Linked DNA regions of Homo sapiens: region 1 is linked to region 2. Evidence: chromatin contacts called from ENCODE Hi-C or POLR2A ChIA-PET data. All regions are on one chromosome and are shown on one strand. The core of a region is the stretch at or near the end of the contact, and the rest is flanking DNA. Distances in the headings are between cores, read along the strand shown. Region 1 overlaps CDKN2B-AS1 (CDKN2B and CDKN2A antisense cis and trans regulatory RNA 1). Region 2 overlaps CDKN2B-AS1 (CDKN2B and CDKN2A antisense cis and trans regulatory RNA 1).

The links. A loop is a pair of places that touch in the nucleus more often than their neighbours do. ChIA-PET counts read pairs that join two places held with the same protein, here RNA polymerase II (POLR2A). Pooled maps may share reads with other maps.
Region 1: a map of PC-3 shows a loop between it and region 2 (2.5-fold over the local background). The contact joins two enhancer-like sites. A Hi-C loop is called at or near these places in 7 of 168 maps with a recorded cell type or tissue (Calu3, PC-3, PC-9 and 4 more) and 11 of 50 pooled maps. POLR2A ChIA-PET finds 5 or more read pairs at or near these places in 12 of 52 experiments (HEK293, PC-3, PC-9 and 7 more).

Annotation. Positions count from the first base shown.
Region 1 is chr9:22,077,402-22,084,486 of GRCh38, forward strand. All of the region lies in intron 12 of CDKN2B-AS1 (CDKN2B and CDKN2A antisense cis and trans regulatory RNA 1), which reads left to right. Among named protein-coding and RNA genes, the nearest start is that of CDKN2B, 72 kb to the left of the region's middle. Within about 2 kb of position 2,675, at least 3 of the 41 ENCODE cell types and tissues checked have a DNase peak (open chromatin) inside an H3K27ac peak, as active enhancers do; they include mammary epithelial cell, where a contact is called at or near this core.
Region 2 is chr9:22,036,544-22,043,602 of GRCh38, forward strand. The region is part of intron 3 of CDKN2B-AS1 (CDKN2B and CDKN2A antisense cis and trans regulatory RNA 1); the gene reads left to right. Among named protein-coding and RNA genes, the nearest start is that of CDKN2B, 31 kb to the left of the region's middle. Within about 2 kb of position 5,433, at least 8 of the 41 ENCODE cell types and tissues checked have a DNase peak (open chromatin) inside an H3K27ac peak, as active enhancers do; they include mammary epithelial cell, where a contact is called at or near this core.

The DNA of each region.
Region 1 (7,085 bases), core at 1,425-3,924, 38 kb after region 2:
ATTTTATAACATTTGCAGTTGAAAAAGTAGATACATGTATCCAAGTTGCTCTCAACATACTTAAAGTTTTCCAATAACTGAATTAAATATCAGTTTATCAGTTTAATATAAACAATTAGGGTAAATGAAAATAAAATTTCAGCTCTTTGGTTCCATTAGCCATGGTTCAGGAGCAGAATAGTCACCTGAGGCTAGTGACAACGCTTTTGGATCACAGGAAAGAAGAAAAAAAATCAAAATAATTTTTCTTGGTCACATTTAGCTCCTTTTCTTCCAGGATGATTACGGAGCTAGGAATTTCCTACGAAGCTGGGTGATAAAAGGACATTGGACAAAAACACAGATAGCTTCATTCTATACCAGGATCCATCACTGATTAGCTGTATTATATTTGTCTCTACTGTAATTTGAGGAGAATGATACCTGCTTCTCTATCTTGTTGGGTTTTACAGATGATGTATTGAAAGTTCAATAAAATCTATAAACAATAGATCTCTGTGGCTTGAATGGTCCTCAGATATCTTGACCAATGATTCTCAAATGCTTACCATAGACCATAATTTTTCCCCACATGACACTGCTTCATATTTTTAAGTTTTTTTTCACCAAATATTTTGTTTTACTATCTCCAAGCCCTGAAACTTTTTTTCTCCCTCAAACATGACTTCAACTTTACTATCCTGGTCCCTTTCTATTGAATGTGTTTTGTTTGTGTCTATATTTCTTATAGTGTCTTGAACTGATTGTACTTACGATATGACTTGACTAGCATAAGATAGAATAGGGCAGTCATCTTCTTTGATCTAGACTAGATGCTATCCTTCTATTAATGCAGTTGCTAGTTTTGTATTTGCTTGCTTTCAATTTTTTTTTTTCAGATTTTGGTAACCACTGTTACTTGACTCGTATCAAACTTATCAGTAGCTAAAACCCCCATTTTCCCTCTTCCTGTGCTTATTTGACTAGTTTTGTTGCGCTTTCTGAAATGTTTCTCACTTGTTTTTGACCAAAAAAATAAAAATAACAAATGCCATTGATTCTGTGTCTATACTATTTGAGGCAGTTAGGCCTTTACTTACTTCTTCCAACATTTTAAGCAGTGTTGCATTCAATTTGAACAAGAGGAATAAAAAGGCTTGAGAAATCTTAGGGAAGTGTGTCTCAAGCTTTAGCAAACAAACAACAGATCTGCAGGAGATCTTGTTAAAATGCTAAATTCTGATTCAGCAGGTCTGGAGTAGGGTCCAAGATTTTACATTTCTAGTAAGTTTCTATGGATTATGTTTTGAGCAACAAATTCTTAGAGTGTCTGAAAGGTTTTTAAAATAACTGATTTCCCTTCAAAATCTTCTTCATTAGGAGTAAAATATACATCTTCTCACTCTGTAAATCAGCTCTGAGATCTTCTATAATCTTAGCTGAGGTTTGGGTATGCAGAGTTTTGAAACTCTTATTTGCTTAAGAGAGGAGCCATGTATGATCTTCTTTTGGGTTTCCCCATTGTCTGGTAAAATGAGGAGCATTACTAAACGGCACTCACTTTTACTGAGTTTGTTTGGATCCCACAGAGAACTGAAAAAGTCACCATTATGGAAGCCTTATCAGAGAGATGGGGACAAGTCGCCCCAAAGCAGTTGTCAATATCTGGAAGATATTTTTCTAGTTGGCCTTATATTTCATTTCTATTTTCCTCAGTTCTAATTCAGTTTATCACAATTAAAAAGAAACCAATGAAAAACATAAATATTGGAGATCATTTGATTTCATTGGAGGCTGGAAAGGATAGAAAGGCTGAAAAGTGGCCGGGTGCAGTGGCTCACGCCTGTAATCCCAGCACTTTGGGAAGCCGAGGCGGGAGGATCACCTGAGGTCAGGAGTTCGAGACCAGCCTGGCCAACATGGTGAAAACCCATCTCTACTAAAAATAAATACAAAAATTAGTTGGGCGTGGTGGCACGTGCCTGTAGTTCCGGCTACTCGGGAGGCTGAGGCAGGAGACTTGCTTGAATGCAGGAAGTGGAGGTTACAGTAAGCCGAGACTGTGCCTCTGTACTCCAGCTTGGGTGACAGAGCAAGACAGAGTGTGACAGAGCAAAACACCATCTAAAAAAAAAAAAAAAAGGGAAAGAAAAAAAAGAAAAGCTGAAGGGTGTGCTGGGTCCTGTCCTGGGTGAGGGAACAACTTGTGGAAAAGTGAATTGAGGCTTATCGGAATGTTTGGGGCTCCTCAATAATGTTGGCACTCTGAGATACAGACCAAAAGTGAGGTAAAAAGCGAGTGTTTCCTTTTTTTCAGAATAGGACTTTACTCCAGATTTTCTTACTCTTCTCTTGATTCCTTCACCATCCTTGATCGACATTCACCTCAGATGCCCATGTCCCTTCTCCACCGGCATAGCTTGTTTTCTTCTTAATCTTCTTGTGTTCATCTAGCCTCACATTGCATTTGTCACACTTCGTTGAAAACCTACTGTTTGTCAAAGTGTCTTTCTAGTAATCCAGATATCTCTTCCCCCATGCCTTTGGTGTGGTTTCGGTAGAGTCATACAGAGCAGCAATGCCTTATGAAAACGAATTTTACAGAATCTGCCTGTTCATCAAAGGAGGCCAGACAGGAGGTGAGAAAAACCAGGTGTGTCCCACACCAGTCTCAATGAAGCCTTTTGGGGTGTCTTGTGCTCTTGACTAAATCTCAGATGGTACTGAATGAATAATCACCAAAGGCGTGAGCTGTTAAGGAATCCCAGTTTGGCTGGCTCTGTGCAGTCAGATGTAGCCAGCCCTGTTTATGTGTGAAAGGATTGGGTTTTCCCCAAGCTGTTTGGTAATGTTGCAAGAACAGACTTTCCCCTCCCTGGCTCCCTGGAGTAAAATGGCTGCCAAAGTATTTTGGAACAGAAACTTAGAAATGTACCGACCACTAGAAGAGAGTAACAAGGGTCCTTTGATATTTTCCGTGTTCACTATGATCAAGCTGGCATCGTTTCCTTCTGAGCTAAAGATTCTGAGCTATCATTGGCTGATGTGAGCTTGTGACCTAGCTACTTCTGTTCACAATACACTGTGGAGGGGCAGCGGGGGCAGCCCTATTTGGGTTGAGAGTCTTTAAGGAGAGCTTTACAGATGAGTTCTAGTGAAGCCCATCAGGGAGAAGAAAATCAAACACAATGGGAAATGTTTAACAATTAAAACCAGGCTTTGCCTGTGTGGTCCTGTGTTTTACCACATCACTCTATGGAAATGGGCTGTTGGAAGGAAGACTGTATTTCTGACAGTTTGCAGAGCCAAAAACCTGTTGAAGGCTTTTTGTAAGGTAGTGGAGAAAATGGCAAAACCTTTAAAACTTAAGGGAAATTACTTGATAGTTCTGATGACCACAGGCCACCAGACTGCTGGGTCATGGAATTATAGCTACATGACAAAGAAAATAGGAGGGTGGGCTGAGCCAGACTCAGAAACTATTCCAAAAGTACTATGACTTTTTAGGAAGCTAGTTCTTTTTATTTGAAATATTTTGTGTTTTTTTGCATGAGAATTAGCCTATGCTTCTTAAAAATATCATAAAATGTCAGCTAGTAGAAAAATAAAGAGTTTAATCTCCACTCCGACTACCTAGAGTCAACCCTTGTTCATACTGCAGTACATTTTTTTCTTTTAGTTCTGTTCTATGCTTTAAATAAAAATACAATTAGGTCCATATGGCAATATAATTTTGACTCCTTTTAAAACTGTAGCTTATATCATAAGTCTATTTGATGTTGTTTTGAAGTTGTCATGTACATTTTGTCATACAAGTTTTTAATGACTGTTTTTATGGGGTTGTGCCCCAAGTTACTTATTCATTCCCATGTTATCAGATATTTTGTTCTTTAGCTTTTTTTTTTTTTTTTTTTACATTATAACTAATGAGGCAATGTGTCTTGAGTATTTTGAATTAACTCTCTAGAATCGATTCTTGGGGAGGTTATTTACTTTGAAGTGATGGACAGAGTGTAGGAGATTTATGAGTGAACTCTTGTCTGATTTGGAAATATAGAGTTGTTTAGGCTAGGTATTACCAACCCAAAGTTGACACTTGAGTCACCTAAGTTCTTCTCTACTCCAGAGACTTGGCCCTGCCTGGCCTGATCCCAGGAAAAGAGATTTTAGGGATTACAGAAATGGGAACAAGTTGTGGGTCTGAGCACAGCATGCAAATTAATTCAACACAGCCCCTGGGACAGGCCCATGATCAGTGAGCTGAAACTCCCCCTTCAAGTGCTTTCATGATTAGACTCCAGCCTAGGAAGCTTGTCTATTAGTTGTGTAATCTTGAAAAAATCTCTGACACTTTTCCCTCTGACTCAGTTTCCCCATCTGGCACCCAATCTTTTACAGTGTTATGAAAAATAGGGAAAATGTAGAAAGGAAGAACATGGCACCCAATCCTTAATGGACACTCAGTGAAAGCTGGCTATCATCATCATTTTTGGGGTTGTTGTGTTCTACAAATGTATTTTCCCAGGAGTTTTTTTTACTCTGTCTCCTCTTTCCTTCATATACCCCCAGCCTGTGGCTGGGGTCTTGCTTCAACCACCATGCACCTTTCTGAAACCCAAGTTTTACTCCCTGATAAAGGTATTGACCTCTTGTTGGTCTCATCCTCCAGACCTACCTATACTTAAGAAAATGACATCTCTTTAAACTGGTCCCCAGTTCACTTGTTTTCCCTAACATTTTAATTCACAAGATTAATCACTTCCCTTACAGGCCAGTCTTACTGCAGAGTTGATTTTTATAATTTTGGGCCTGTTGGTCTGGTTGTACTTTTCTCTTTCTGCTGGTCTGCTAGTTATAGCGGGTCTTGAAAGCAGTGATATGTTATGACATTGTCATCACCCTCATTATTGCTCTTTATATAACAGTAGCAGCATAACTGTGTTTTGATTTCTTGTACAAGGCATAAAGTGTGCTAGTGGCTCACTATTCACATCAATCTCATCAGAAAATGTTATTTCCTCCTTTTGTTGATCATGATATAGAGGCCCAGTGACATTAGGTAACTTGCTCAAGATCACACATGTGGAAAGCTACAGAGCCAGACTTGGAACTGAGTCCATTATATCTTAATCCCACTGCACTCCAAAATTTGTTGAATGAAGGAATAGATAAACGTATCATGATTTTGATGTTCTGACTAATTCGTAGCCAGTACTTTATTGCTATCGGAGCTTAAGCTTTAAGTACTGGCTAGGAAATAGTCAGAACTTTATTTTTAAGGAGGAGCATATAATTATGTATATTTTATACCTGTAGTAAATTGGGAACTATAGAAAACATGTAGAGGATTGTGTTTACCAACTTCATGTAGAGTGAGGATACCCGACTCTAGCTTGCTGGTAGTTAGGTAAGTCAGACATGGGCAGGGGATAAACCAAATTAGACTATTTCCATTTGACTAAGCCATATAATCAGGTGTAAGCCACGGAAAGAAATCTGGAAAGACAGGTGCAATATTAGAAGATGGCTCATGATAGTGATCATTAGAGGTTCAGGCTTGAGAAAGCCAATTGGAATCAAGAAGGCCTAATCCTGGGGTTCTGTCACAGAAAAGAAGGCTGGTAGCAGGAAGAGGACATGTAACATGAATTACATGATTAGATTTGTGTCATAATAACAAAAACAATAATGATAATAACACTAATAGCTTGTTATATGCCATGCCCTGTACTAAGAACTATACGTATGTTATCCCATCTAAATCACATTTAATAGATTCCCATTTTTCTCATGAGAAAATTGCATCATACAGAGATGAACTAACTTGCTCAAGGCTATAGACCTGGTAATTAGCAAAGCAGGGATTTGAATTTAGATGTATTTTTCTCTGAAGGCTGGGTTTAGATAAATGGATCTGGAAGCACTGGGAAGGATGAATTAATGGGATGGAGTGCAGGGGATGCAGAGTGCCCACTTATGGAATGATTTCATTCAAGAGAGACAGGAGGGTCAGAGGTAAGAATGCTACCGCTGGGACAGAGAGGAAGGTACAGATATGAGATATGGTAAGAAGGTATACTACAACAGTGGCTCCCAAATCTCAATGAGTAGCCAGTTCTCATGGAGGTTTTGTTTTTATTTTTGAATGAAGATTCCCATGGCATACCTTGAATATTCTGAATCAGAATCTCTGGAATACAACTTGGTATTCTTATAAAGCACCCTAGGTGATGCTGAAGCTCTGCCAGGTTCAAGAACCACAGCTCGATCAGCCTATATTTAGATGTTTGGGGTGGAGAATGAGAGAAAGAAAAGATTTTAGGGTGGCATCCAGGTTTCTGAATTTTGTGACTCAGTGAAGTTTTTGGAGGGTAGGTAAGATGCTGAGTTCAGTTTTGGATGTGTTGAGATGGACTGGTCCTGTGGATTTAGTTGGATATTAGAGTCTAACGCTTAGAACAGAGGTCAAGGCTGTAGATTTAGATATGGAGGACACTGGTGTTTGGGTGGTGATGGCGCTATATATTACATGGAATTTTCAAAATACTCAAAACTTCAGTTTTCCCTCAATAATTAATCACTTTACATCTTTGTGATCTTAAATCTCTTTCTGACCATTGATTGAAACTTTTGCTTTTAAAATTTACATTACCTTTCTTAACAGTTCCTTAAGATTCATGCATTGTTGTAAGTAGTTACTTGCACCATTTCATTGGATTCACACCAACAATTGTTAAAGTAAAATTTATTTTTCCTGTGTTTTAGATGAAGAGATTTAGGCAGGTTATGTAACACACCCAAGGTAATATAGTCAAATAATTGAGCCAGAATTTGAGCCCAAGTCTCTTTCTGACTCTAGGCTTAGAGCTTTAGGGCTATTTCACAAAAGGGCTGTTCCTAGGTCAGGCATGACAACTTCTATATTACCTTCGTAAAAGAAGCAATATAATCTACCACTATTAAATTTTGCAGGTTAATTTTATATTATGTTTAAATACAGAAAACTTTATTTAAAACTCAGTTGAATTTCTCTTGAGAAATTGGCCATGTAGTAAATTATATTTAATAGAAGAGTTTGTGTACTTCCCAGGGAGCAGAGTATTGGC
Region 2 (7,059 bases), core at 4,183-6,682:
TAGAGCTACCTCATTCTTTTAAAATTGTGAGATATTCTATAATTTATTTGTATTCCCCTATTAATATATTTTTAGCTTATTAGTTTACTTAAAAAGATTTATGTTTGCCTTCTAATGTCAAAGTTAGGAGTCATCTGTCCATTTAACAGGTGGTGTTTTCTTGTGTAACTCCTCTGCCTTCATGCAAACCTTTGAGAACAATCTCTTGAAACAAGGCTAAAATGCCTTTGGAGAGGTATTATAGATGATCATATCTACTTTGTGCCTCTTTCCATTACTTAGCTGCATTAGAGGCCCAGCTGTGTAGGTGTAACTCAAAATCCACCAAAACTAATACTGTGGTTAGATTCTGGTCAAACAAGTTGCCATTAATCCAGATGTAGAATGGGATTGAAAGGTGGCTCTTCCACACCCTGACATCAATGTACCAGTTTGGCTCTGTGCATTCTTTCTCCCCTTCTCCCTTTACCACCCTCATATAATTGTTTGTGTACATGTCTGGTTTCGTCACTACGCTGATGGCAAGGATCATGCATGCCTTATTCATATTTGTGTTATTCAAGGATTCTACTCTGGGTTCTATTATGGGGCCTGGCCTAAAGTGGTTGTTCAAGAAATGTGTGTTAGAGAAATCATACATAAACTAGCAATTCTCATTTGGATTCCTGTATCTGAACAACTAACTTTCAGCTTCTTCAGTGGGATAAAGAAGAAAAATGGGGTTTAAAGTACATACTATTCAGTATTAATGTAGAATTTAACAGCTGCCATCCAAGTGCAGAATCCTCTGTAGTTTCCCAGTGTTAACCTCACTTCTATCTCTAGCCATGTCTCAGTGCTGGGTGACTCTCTCCTGGCATGTTCTGGCAAGACTCTACCTGGTTTGCGTAATCTACATCGGCTTCTAGTTTCCACAAGAATTGTTTATATGCATTTAATTTTAGCTCTTGGGCTATAACATGTCATTGTTCTTTTTACTTATCTCCTCTTACTTCTGGAAACAGGGCAGGCATCTTCAATACTTGCTGTTCCTGTTTGGTGTGCTCTTAGATTAATTTTAACTTTCCTCTTCAGCTTTCATGACACTTCAAGACATTTTCCAGTCATATTTCCTGTATAAGAAAATACAGACTATGTCACCACAAAGGGTAGTGGAGATTGGGGGGCATAATTTAATTCATTCAGGGAACTCATATTTTGGTGTGAATGGAAATTAAAGCAAGGTATTTGGATTAATTTACCTCATTTGGTTCTATATTCCATTTAGAGGATAACACATTAAGCTTTTATTCAATTTTATCTGTTATGGTCACAGTGAATCTGGAAAAAAATATATATGGGGCTTAGTTTTCATATTTAGGGGAAAATGAATATCCTAGAGAATAATAATAAAAGTTAGGGAAAATAATGTTTTCCTAAGAGTAGGCAATGAAAATCTGAAGGTACTCAAAGCAGTCTTGCACAAGTGCTTTGAAAAGCCTCTTGCACAATTTTATTTCTTTATAGTACTTACACAATCATATTTCATAATGACTTGCTATAAACAATGTTCTTGACAAGAAGCTTAAAGATACAAAACTGAAGGAAGCACTTTTGGGAGAAAATACTTTTATATTTGCTTACTTCTACACTACAACAGACATAAAATTATGGATTTTTTTTTCAGTGCAATTTTCATATGTCAGTTCTAGGAGACAGGAAATGTGAAACACTGTAGGAGGTATGAGTTTGCCACCTAGAGGAGAGAGGTGAAATTCAACTTTTCTCCAATTTCTTTAGTATAATTCATTAATTTATTTAATTATTTACTCGTTTAATTATTCAAAAATAATTATCTACCAAGCTTAACTATTTTGCCAGCGCAGATTTGATAAATCTGTTCAAGATTTATGAGCTCAAAGAAACCACAAAGTGCATCTTACTTTAATTGCTCAGCTGCCTCTTTTAAAAATCTTTTACTTTTAAGAGAGTATAGCACAAATATCTGAACAACTCTAAATATCCATACTTGGGATGGATATTACTTTGAGCTCTTGCACTATAATAAAACTTTATTCTTTTGTACTAATTCAGTCCTTTTACTTTTTCTTTTTTAATGTTTAAGAAACAAGTTGGATATGGACAAGATGTAATTTCTTCTGTCAAGGAACCCACAGGATAATAGGTTAATGATAGAGACCAACAATGCTGATGCATTTTTAATGACGGAGATAATGTCTAGAAAAAAATCCATTATTTGGTAAAGACAAAGTATGCATATGTATTCCTTTGTTTCAATTATTTTTAAAGTTAAAAAACAACTGCTTATCTCCTTTTGTACTACAAGCAATATCTGGTATAGTGTATGCATAGTAAGTATTCTAGAAATAGTAATTTCATTGTTGACTTGATTATATTGGAGTGGAACTTACTCTGGAAGAGATCCTAACTTTCATTTATCTGAGAAAATTTCCAGTTAGGACATGGAAATTTTTTCCTTGTCAATATTTATTCTTAATGTGTTTAGAATTTTAGAAAATGGGTTTAGGGATTTAGAAATTTCTTTACTAAATAACTCTAGGGAACAGTACCTTAAAAATATTCAAAATGACAAAAACTTAAAATGACATCTAATTTTTTAAGGCCAAGAATCATTAAAAAGGGATCCAAATCTTTAGACTTTGTTGCTCGGTGGAACTAGAATCATTAATATCTCAGTCAGGGGAAGCCATGTCAACTTACTGGTTTAATTTCCTGTGAGCTTCCCATGTTCTCTCCCTGCAAGGACCACCTCAAATCCCTCAGTAGTCCTGTCTTTATGAAACCAGTATAATTTTTCTTTTCGCTCTTGTCCTTCACCTTCCTGTGGCAACAAGAGTCAATTCTCCATATATAAATACTCGGCCCCTGTTTTAGCTGTGTCTTAATTGCGCAACATCTGTTTACTCTGTGTTTTAACATCTGTGTGGATAGCATTGTTGTTGTAATATTTTGACTGTAAGCTTCTAGGAGGTAGAGGCCAGCATTATTTTCTCCATTTTTGGAATGAGAAAATACAGATTACCACAATCAAAGTAGAATGGCAGCTTATAGTAGTTATTTGGATAATTTATATAGTCTCTTAAAAAAACAGATTATAGTAAGAAGTGGCTGAGCAATTAGCTATGGCACACTGCACGGTTTTTCTGACCTCTCAGCTCCTAAATAAACTTTGCCAAATCTTCAGGCCCTCAAAATTTTTTCATTCCATTTGTTATGGGCTGAATTGTGTTCCCCCGAAATGACTATGCTGAAGTCCTAACTCCTAGTGCTTCAGAATGTGACCTTATTTGGAAACAGGGTCATTGCAAATATAATTAGTTAAGATGCGATCTTACTGACATAGGAGAAGCTCCTAATCATGGTGTCCTTATAAAAAGGAGAATTTTGGCCATAGAGACATGCACTGGGAGAATGCTCTCTGAAGACTGGAGTTATGCTGCTAAAAGTCACAAAATTAACAGAAGCTACGGAAGAGACCTTGAATAAATTCTTCCCTGTAGCCTTGAGGGAGAGGATGGCCCAGCCAACTGCTAATCTCAGACGTCTAGCTTCCAGAGCTGTGAGACAATTTCTCTTTTTAGGCCACTCAGTTTGTGGCACTTTGTACAGCAGTCCTAGCCGACTAACACACCACTCTAACTGTTGATCAAGGCAAGAGCCTGTGATCATGTATTATCTTGCTTATTCCTTATCAGCATTCTATGGTGTAGATATTAGTGCCATCTATATACAAATTAGGAAATGGAGCCTCATAGAAATTAAATGACAAGTTCAAGGTGTCATGGCTATTTCATTATAGTGCCAGTGTTTGAACACAAATCAATTTGACTCCAAAACATCATTACTCTACTCAATTCTAGTTCAATCCAGATGTTCACAAACAACCAGACTATAGTGGAGATGTGGGTGGTGGGTTGAGAAGGAGATCATAACCAACATCAGACTGTCAGTGAAGCAGACTGGGAGAAGTTTTATGAAGCCAAGCAGCTGTGCAAGGTACAGTAGAGATGGTCAGATTGTTCATGTGTATGGATTCCATCTTCTGAGGAATGAACTCCTTGATATTCCTGAGTTAGTCCAGTTTAGGCAGGAGTAAACAGAAGGTAAACAGAAGATTGGAGACTGTGTGTGTGCACGAATGCCTCCTTTGTAGCTGGATGTCTAACATCATGATAGCCACACTCACATGAATACAGAGATACACAATTTACAAATTAATGTAACATAAAACTCCCATGCAGTCTGATTTCATCTTACTGACATTTCTGTCAGTCAGTGTTAGCATCTTAATTATATAAATGTGGAAACTGAAATACTCAAGAGGTTCCCTGACTTCCCAGGCCACACAGTAAGCTTTGGTGCCAGAATGTATCTCTAGGCTTTCTCATCTCAACCCAGCATTCATTATACTATTGCTCACTGCGTGTAGAATCAGATTTGATTTCTCTGACTTTTCTTAGTCACTTCTGTGGTTTTGTACCACTCCCTCTCTCACTAAATAACTGCCTGCAAAAGTAAAAATTTCCATGAAAACAGAAAACAAATGTACCAGAAATGTTGATGGTGTAAGAGATAAAACTGGGATAAAGAGAAAATGTGTTGGAAAGTGGTGTCCTTTAATGCAACAGAAAAGTATATTGGGAGAAAAAGAAAAGAGAGAAAAATAGACAATCTGAAGTGATGAGAAGAGCAAATGCTACAGATGTACCTGAACCTCTTCAGTAGGTGTGATCCTGAAGAGTTGTGTATAACAACAATGAACAAAAATAAAATGTACTGTGGAAATTGTCTAGCTGTTGAGATCCTCCTGTGCGATATTTTTCAAAGTGAAAACTCCAATCAACCCTAGCTTATTTATGGAGAAGACTTTGCCCCACAGTACCCAGAAAGTTTCTTGACAATATCATATATGCATAATAACCCTGAGACAATTTTTGTTTACCAGGAAAACATATAAAAGGGAACATTAAACTTTGTCTAGTTCTACTGCATAAACATGTGATAATGTGCATGGTGACCTTCTGTTGTAAATGGAAAGAGTTAAGCTCTCTGAATCTACTGCTGAAAGGTGAAAACACTTTCTTAGGGCTTTGAACTTCATTTGAAATCTTACTGAAAAAACACTACAGACTCTATTTTCTTTATATTTGAAGATACTTTACATAAAAATCTAAAGCATTTTGACTTATGTTTTCATCTACTTGAGAAGGAAACTCACAGACTCCAAAGCAACTGTTGTCTGTTTTGAAAAAAATTTCAGAAATCACCAGAAGCAATAGGGAGTGGCCTTGATTCCTGTTCTTGTATTTATGGGTAGCTAAAGTTCATATTTCTCAACATACCATAATCTCTGTGTAATTGGCCAAATTCCATGGTGGATAATTAGATCTAGCTTACCAGGGCAGATTTGGATGGTGAGAGCAGTCACACTGTTCTGGGAATATGTTAGCCAAGTTTACTATGTTTTACATGAGTTGACAGACTCACCTCACTTGCTGAAGGACTAGCCCAGCAGGTTCTACGGGTGAGATCACTGCTAGCTCATTCACTGCTGGGCCTGGTAGGCACAAGAGGCCAAGAAATAAATAATGTGAATTTGGGCTTCAGAAGTTCTCTTTCCTATTTTCTTTCCTAAACCCTTTCTTCTACCAGCTGTCTAGGGGCTAAAACATTTGTTCATACGTTTATTAACTAATTCAACAAATATTTACCAACCATGTTTCAGGCACTGGACACTAGAAATATAATAGTGAACTAGACATTTTCTGCCTTCAAGGGTCTATGAACAATTATAATATTCTGAAAAATATTACAATTCACAGAGCTCAGTAATCCAAATCCTTATTATTTCTGTCTTTAAAAAGCAGAAAGTGAAAAATGCTCTTAAAAGAGGATGGCATAGAAATGTATTTATGCATTGCAACAGATAAAATTAAGGAATGCATGAAGACTGGTTCATCTGTGTGGTTGTGAGTCAAGAATAAATCCCACCCTCCCTGAAGTACTCAGACTCTACCTTGCCCCATGGCCACCACTGTGGCCCAATGGAAGCACCAGTCCAGGGGGTCTCCATTCATGCTGTCTTTGGATGTCTTCAGAATGTTGTTTCACAAGTACTCAGACCCAACAGTAAGATTTTAAAAATTGTCCATAATATTAACCTTGGCATTATTATGTTAAAGAAAGCAAAACAGATATCACTGAGTTTACTTCTCAAAAAAACCTTGCGTTCCTGCAAAAGTTTCTTGAATTCTGACTCTTGTCACACAATCACACAAGAATGGCTATACTTAAACCCTTCTAATCAATTATATCCTTAATATGTATGACTGAGTGATGTGTTTTCATGACTATGAAATGTATACATGTTTGGAAAATCTATTCACAATAGAGTTTTATGATATTCCTGTTAACAGGCTGTCATTGTAACACTGTTTATGCAGGAATTGTAATTCTATCTGTTTTTATTTTTAGCGTCTTTTCTCTCCATCCCCCAAATTTTAAGGAGCTATCAGGTCTGTATTTTATTTGGTTTTGAAGTTTTAGGTTATTTGTAGTTATAATAGCCATATCAATTATTCATTTAGCAAACATGTATTGAGTGCTACTATGTGCTTAGATTTTTCCAATGTTGTGAAGGATAATTGGCTAAAACTTTTCCACTTTTATTAGTAATTTGAGAGTTTTTTTCTCCATGGATTTTAGTCACTGGTAAAGGCTGTTTCATATTCATAGATTTTTTTCTACGGTAAGAAACATATGATGTTGAATAAGGTATGAATTACAAATTAAGGCTTTTCCACATTCGCTGCCTTTATAAGATTTTTTTTTCTTCATCAAAATCTATTCACACACACACAGACACACATGCGCTGTTTTGATTTTCTTCAAATATATCCAGTGTTCAGTTCTTGGGCACATATTAATATACTTGCCTAGATGAAGACTATGTGTCCTCAGGAATTTATAATCTAGCAGGTGAAAGATTTGCTTCTTTCAAAATGTGACTCTACTTCCCCACTCCTTAGGTTGTGAAAG